Linked DNA regions of Homo sapiens: region 1 is linked to region 2. Evidence: chromatin contacts called from ENCODE Hi-C or POLR2A ChIA-PET data. All regions are on one chromosome and are shown on one strand. Each heading gives the region's core, a stretch centred on a gene start or an enhancer-like site at or near the end of the contact. The rest is flanking DNA. Distances are from core to core; before and after follow the strand shown. Region 1 overlaps LOC105378009 (a long non-coding RNA gene). Region 2 holds the start of LINC03002 (long intergenic non-protein coding RNA 3002).

Evidence for each region. A loop is a pair of places that touch in the nucleus more often than their neighbours do. ChIA-PET counts read pairs that join two places held with the same protein, here RNA polymerase II (POLR2A). Pooled maps may share reads with other maps.
Region 1: a loop to region 2 is called in a map of heart left ventricle, with 2.5 times the contacts of the local background. The contact joins the enhancer-like site here to the promoter of LINC03002 in region 2. A Hi-C loop is called at or near these places in 5 of 168 maps with a recorded cell type or tissue (Right ventricle myocardium inferior, gastrocnemius medialis, heart left ventricle and 1 more) and 8 of 50 pooled maps. POLR2A ChIA-PET finds 5 or more read pairs at or near these places in 1 of 52 experiments (activated T-cell).

What each region holds. Positions count from the first base shown.
Region 1 is chr6:134,340,645-134,344,264 of GRCh38, reverse strand. All of the region lies in intron 1 of LOC105378009 (a long non-coding RNA gene), which reads left to right. Among named protein-coding and RNA genes, the nearest start is that of SGK1, 24 kb to the right of the region's middle. Within about 2 kb of position 1,859, at least 4 of the 41 ENCODE cell types and tissues checked have a DNase peak (open chromatin) inside an H3K27ac peak, as active enhancers do; they include heart left ventricle, where a contact is called at or near this core.
Region 2 is chr6:134,537,777-134,541,315 of GRCh38, reverse strand. LINC03002 (long intergenic non-protein coding RNA 3002) reads left to right here and starts at 1,311. Exons shown (of 3, transcript NR_125856.1): 1 at 1,311-1,417. RefSeq lists an enhancer at 3,208-3,539.

The sequences.
Region 1 (3,620 bases), core at 610-3,109, 200 kb after region 2:
TAATTTCACCACTACACTCCAGCCTGAGTGACAGTGCCCAAGACCCCATCCCTCATAAAAGAAATAAAAATTAAAAATTAAAATTAAATTTAAAGGCTGGGTGCTGTGGCTCACGTCTATAATCCCAGCCCTTTGGGAGGCCGAGGTGGGCGGATCATTTAAGGTCAGGAGTTCAAGACCAGCCTGGCCAACATGGTGAAACCCTGTCTCTACTAAAAATACAAAAAAATGAGCCAGACACGGTGGCACGTGCCTGTAATCCCAGCTACTTGGGAGGCTGAGGCAGGAGAATCGTTTGAACCCAGAAGGTGGAGGTTGCAGTGAGCAGAGATCGCACCGCTGCACTCCAGCCTGGGTAACAGAGTGAGACCCTGTCTCTAAATAAATAAATAAATAAATACATTTTCTTAAAAGGGAAAAAAAATATTTTTAAACTCTTTAATGAACAGTTACTAGCAAACATTGTATGTAAGCAATGTTTGCAAGCAGAAGCTACCATTTGTCAGCTATTAAGGTCAATGCAACCTTCCTAGGTGTTGGCCTTTCTGACATTCACTCCTTTACACTTAAGGGTGTAATGGGCTTTATCTCAATAATCCCTAGATCCTCTGAGGACAGGGCTATGTTCATTTTTAAATTTTTTTATGTTTATTTTTATAATTTTTTAAATTTTGAGATGGGAGTCTTGCTACGTTGCCCAGGCTGGTCTCGAACTCCTGGCCTGAAGTGATCTGTCCTCTTTGGCCTCCCAAAGTGCTGGGATTACAGGCATGAGCCACCATGCCCAGCCAACGGATGAGGCTATGTTCAAAGTCACTCTCTCAGCCTTTTCTGACCACCAATAGACCCAAAGTCCACATTTCTTAGCACGGCATAGATGCCTTCTGGGGCCTAATTTTGCCTACCTTTCTCTCCCAGCTCGTCTTCCTCCATAGTCTGCCTCAGACTTTCCTTGTGTATTTATTTGCAGGCATAATGTCATTTCACGTCTCTGTGACGTTGCCCTTCCTATTCACCCAACCACAGAACTCTTCCCCACCCTTCCGTCAATTTTGCTTGCCAACTCCCATTCATCCTCTGAGACTCAACCCAAGCCCCAGGGCAGGCTTCTCTGAACGTCCAGATTTGGAAGCTCCTCTCTGGTTCCCACTGCCTCTGCTTTCTCATCAGCACAACATTCATGTGTTGAAAACATTTATTTGCTACGCCCCACCTACTCCATCCTGAACCACTCTCTAAGCTTTTAGAGGACAGGATCCATGTCTTCATCTCATTAATGCCAAGCACAGTGCCTGTTACTATTCAATAAATGCTTGCTCAAATATATTATTTTGGTATTATCTAGCCCTGCTTGACTACCAGCAGACACACTTTCAATAAGTAACTGATGATTAATTTACTAAGAGATCATAATAAAAAAGTTTTTGCCAAATGCTCTTTATTTTAAGTGCGTTCAATAAATTTGCACAGATTGGAAAAAGGAAATGTCTTGGCTTAAAAAATTTTCTCTATGATGTGCACTGGTCTTTCATTTTGAATGCCGTTTTCGCAGACAGCAGGCCTGATATGGAATACCTGGGCGAAGGGCACGCTTTCCAGGCATTGCACTACAAATCCTAACTTCTTTCTCACGTATGCGAATGTGTGGCAAGTATGTATGTTGATAATTCCTAAGAAGTCTGTATTCTATTTTAATCAAACTGAATAGGAGTAGTCCTTTGTTAAAATGAATGAAATCTGCAGTTAGGCACTGGAATTCATTTCCAAGGGAGGGGTTCTCCAAGAAGCCTTGCTCCAACTCCACCCTGGCGCCTGCCCTAAGAGCGCCTGCCCAAGGCCAATGTGTCCACACCCCGGCCAGGAAAGGGTTGGGTCCCCTTCAAGGTTCAGCTGCAGCCCCTGGGGACAGGAGGCTACGACACCATTGGGCTAGTCCCAGGCTCTCTGCACAGCTTGAGGTTGGGTTTCTGGATCTCTGACGTTTTCAAACCTGGCACACTCTCCACATCCCCTGTAAACCGTAATACTACTATTTAGTGAGCTGTGATCAGACAGTTGCTGCACATTTGCATAATACCTACCCTCCTTGCACAGGTGGAGTAACTGAAACAATTTTTGAAATGATTTTCCCAAAGATGGTGCGTAGCCATCCTGGGGTAACACCCGGAGGAGCTGATTCCAGACCTGCACAGGTGATGAGCGATGTATTAAAGCTGTGCTAATCATTATAGATTTTAAGTTTTTCACATATATCACCTCGTTTTATACCCACCAAACCCCTATTAAGAAAAAGGTGTCCTCCTCTTACTGATGAGCAAATTGAGACAGAGAGACAAAGTGAAGGCTGGAGAGGGGCATGGCCAGTAACCATGTAGTGGGGTGGGGACAGAAACCCATGTCTTGTCTTGATTCAGAACTCTGTCTACCCCTTCTCTCTCTCTCTGTCTCTCTCACTCTCTCTCTCTCTCTCGCTCTCTCTCACGCACACGTGCAGACACACACATAGAAATGCTTCGCTCCTGGGGAAAAAGGGAAGGGACAGGTAGGAAGAGAATCTGTGAAGAACCAGAAGTGTGATTTACATAAGACAAGTTTTTCATAAATATGCCAGGCACCATAAGAAATAAATTATAAAATCAGGCCGGATGCAGCAGCTCATGCCTGTAATCCCAGCACTTTGAGAGGTCAAGGTGCGCAGATCAATTGAGGCCAGGAGTTTGAGACCAGCCTGGCCAACATGGTGAAACCCTGTCTCTGCTAAAAATACAAAAATCAGGCCGGGCTTGGTGGCTCATGCCTGTAATCCCAGCTACTCAGCAGGCTGAGGCAGGAGAATTACTTGAACCTGGGTGGCAGAGGTTGCAGTGAGCTGAAATGGTGCCACTGCACTCCAGCCTGTGGGACAGAGTGCGACTCTGTCTCAAAAAAGAAAAGAAAATAAAGAAATTATAAAATCACTCACTGATATTTGCATTACCAACTGAAGAGTCTGATAGGCCCCTAAGTTGGCTCACCGTAAAGATGGCTGAGTTTTCCCTTCGTTTCTATCCTAGTTTGCTCTGAAGTACAGACTACAAATATGATAAGACAAATGTGTTTGCAATTTTAAGCCATGCACAATGGTTTGCACCCGTAATCCCAGCTACGTGGGGGTCCAGGAGTTCCAGGCTATGTGAGCTATGATCCTGCCACTGCACTCCAGCCTGGGTGACAGAGCAAGACCCTGTCTCTTAATAAATAAAATAAAATATGTTTGCAATTTTAGCTCCATGAATAAAAGCATTCAAACTGAATTCTCCACTAACACCAGAAATTTGGCCTTAAATGAAGACTTACTGTCTCTTGCTGTGAAGTATGATATAATGTCTTAGATATATGAAGATCTCAAATGTCCACTTAGTTGAAGGCCCAACCGTTATTGTACTGTAGTAATAAGAGTGAGGCTGAGGAAAGAGTTTGAAGATAGCTCTTGTGAAATGAGCTACTGGTCTCATGAGACCTTTGCAGGAAGTGAAGTTCATAAGGAATGACTAAACCCTGCATAGAAAATGTTACCTTCATCCATGAAACAACATGGTTGGTTCTTATCACTCGCCCTAATGTGATAGCTGTTCATCCTG
Region 2 (3,539 bases), core at 62-2,561:
AAGTTTTTCAGTATCAGTATTTCCTTATATATGGGTTCTGTCGACCTTGCCGTAGACACACAGATATATGTAGGAGGTTAGCCCGCTGGTGGTGATGAAAGCCAGCCTTTACAGTCAACTGGAGACTGGTCACTTGTCCACATGCCTAAGGGATCTGACCTGATGAACAGGGCCTACCTGAGGAACCTGACATGTGGGTTCTGTACTTTCTGCTGCCAGCTCTTTATGAGGTTCAAGGGTCTTTAACTTTGTCTCTGTACTAACTCCTTGTACTGCTGAAAATAGACAATGCCTATCTAACTTTGCCAGGTTATTTTGAGAGTCAAAGGAAAAAATATGTGCAGAGTTAAAAGTGCCGTGGAAGTGAAAAAGTGGTGTGTTCTTTCTTCTATTCCTATTGGGAGTTGACTGCTTATCTCATTTTGCATAATAAACTGGCCCAGATTGGGTGGAGCAGATAGAAAGGAAGAGGTGTCTAGCAAGAAAAGATGGGCTTAACAGTGTTTGCTTTTTTCTCCATGTACTGATTGAGACTATTTCTTAATCAGAGAAAATCTGTTTGGGATCCAGAATGGTTTTCTCTGAAAAGAAGATGAATTGCTAAGTTATAAAACTAGGGCAATGGGATGGAGAGACTTCTCACCCATGATTTGATACTGTGGATTACTTACTTCTCTTCATTTTCTTAAGAGCCATAATTGCCCTGCAATGGATCATGGATCCCAGGCTGCTTCTGGACAGGTACTATTGGGCCAACACTCAGACTTACGTTCAGTACCCCCATTTGTGTCCTGTGGCATTGTGCCCAATGTAGCAACTAGAGTGATAAATGACTTCCTGCGCCTAAGGTCACCAAACAAGCAAATGCTCCCCAGGGTCATTAGATGGCTTTGTGTTCTTCTCCTAAATTGTTCCATCAGTGAGCCAGGATGGTGGAGGACTTGATTTTTTTTAATTTTATTTTTGATGCTCCTTCTAGGCTCCAGACTCACTGGAGACATCCTGACACATAATGCTTCGCCCAGCACAATGCGATGCCCTTTACCTAGTAAAAGGGTGAGTCCCGTAAAGGTGCTGCCTTCCCCCCAGAACAAACAAGGGAAATGCATCAGGAGAGCTCAGCTGCAGACAGAATGCACATCATGAAGCAGGAGCCACCCTGGGATTCCTCAGATGAAAGCCAATTTCAATGAACATTGTGTTTCAAAGCCCGCTTCCTCTTGCTCGGTAAGAGCTGCAGAAGGAACATCCCACTTGAGTCTGCTGACACAAAAGAATGCTGTGGCTGGGAGATCTTATCGAGCCTTCCTGTGCCACAGCAACAGAGCTCCAGTTGTGTCTTGTAAGAATTGGTCATTGTTTCATGGGGACGACTGGCTCCTTTGGGTGGGATCTGATGGCATCTCATGGAGTTGAGGTAGGTGGTGCTGGGAGGTCAGCCAGCCACATGACCTGGCTTGCTGGCTTCTCGGAAGTCAGATAGAAGAGCAAACTTCACCCAGTTTGCTGGATGCCGAATAGTTAAACATTTTAAGTTTAACCATTAAAATATGTATTTTCTGTTTCCTTAATAATATCTTCAACTGTACAAGTTAAGAACAAAAATTAGAAATGATGTTCAGGTTTTCTCAGTTGGTATAAGCTGTTTATTGTTCTCTTTTAACCAACAGTTATTTGATTCTAACAAAACTGAGGAAAATCAAGTAGTGTTTTGAAAAATATAAATTTAATTATTTAAAACTATCTATGGAGAATGTAGATGCTAATACGTAAACATTTTAGTGTTGATGACATAAGTCTCAAAAATATTTATTTGCTTCGTGAAGATGAACTTCCAGTTTACAATCATCACATTTGTATATAATAGTGTAAGTTAATAACATCAACTTAATTAAATTTGGCTAATTCTAGATAGTGTCTTCTTTTCCTAGAAAGCTCGTGGCCTTTTCCAGAGAGGGAAAATTGATGGTTACTTGTTCAGTTATACGGAGAGTAGAATTTGAATTTTCTTCTCTTTCCTCTTTCTCTTCCTAAAGGTCTGCTGCAGTAATGAATACATATAGAAATATATATAACTGTCGGTAAGACATGTCAGGGAAAAGGGGGGCCGTGAGTTTCCTAAAGGAACTTAAAGAAATTTTTTTTAGATTGAGGGGGTACATGTGTAGCTTTGTTACATGGCTGTATTGAGTGATGCTGAGGTTTGGGCTTCTGTTCGAACAATCACCCAAATAGTGAACACAGTATTCAATAGGCAGCTGTTAAAGTCTTGCTTTGCTTCCTCCCCTCTTCCCCCACTTTTGGAGTCCCCAGTGTCTATTGTTTTCATCTTTATGTCCATGTGTACTCAATATTTAGCTCCCACTTGTGAGAACATGCAATATTTGATTTTCTGCTTCTGCGCTAATTCACTTAGGATAATGGCCTCCAGCTGCATCCACATCTCTGCAAAGGACATGATTCCATTTATTTTTATGGTTGCATAGTATTCCATGGTGTGTATGTATCACATTTTCTTTGACCAGTCCACCATTAATGGACACCTAGGTTGATCCCATGTCTTTGCTCTTGTGACTAGCGTTGTAATAAACATATGAGTGCAGGTGTATTTTGGTAGAATGATTTATTTTCCTTTGGGTATATATCCAGAATGGGATTGCTGGGTCAAAGGGTAGTTCTATTTTTAGTTTAAAGAAATATTTTAAATCCCTCTTTCCCATATCTCCCTGTAGAATTTTCTAAAATGCTGTTTGTTCCATGTATTCTGATATTCAGAAAAAACAATTATTTTGCTTTAACTTTGTACAAAGTTCTGAGGATCAAGATATTACCAAAACACCATCTCTGTTCTAAATATACATTTTAAAATTATCATGCATAATTAGTTATGTGTAAATGTTTCTGCCCTCACTGAACTGTGAGCACCTTGAAGAAGGGAGCTAGACCATATTCATCTTCCTGTCTCCAGTGCTGACCACAATGTCCTGCACATAGAAGTGCTTAGTGAATATTTATTGACGGACAGGTGGATGGATGGGTGAGCAGATGGATGAATGGATGGCCATGCTATAGCCTAGCACATTTACAAGTAGGGATTTAATTCAGGCTATCCACATGGTGCTTGGCATGACTACACCTGTTAATCCTCTGGGCATTTATTATCCCACTCTTTTGTTTGTTTGTTTGTTTGTTTGTTTGTTTTTTTGAGATGGAGTTTCACTCTTGTTGCCCAGGCTGGAGTGCAATGGCACTATCTCAGCTCACTGCAACCTCTGCCTCCTGGTTTCAAGCGATCCTCCCACCTCAGCCTCCTGAGTAGCTGGGATTACAGGCACGCGCCACCATGCCCAGCTAATTTGTTGTTGTTGTTGTTGTTGTTGTTGTTGTTGTTGTTGAGATGGCGTCTTGCTCTGTCACCTAGGCTGGAGTGCAATGGTGCCACCTCCGCCTTCCAGGTTCAAGCGATTCTTCCACCTCAGCCTCTGGAGTAGCTGGAATTACGGTGCACGCCACCACGCCTGGCTAATTTTTTTTGTAGT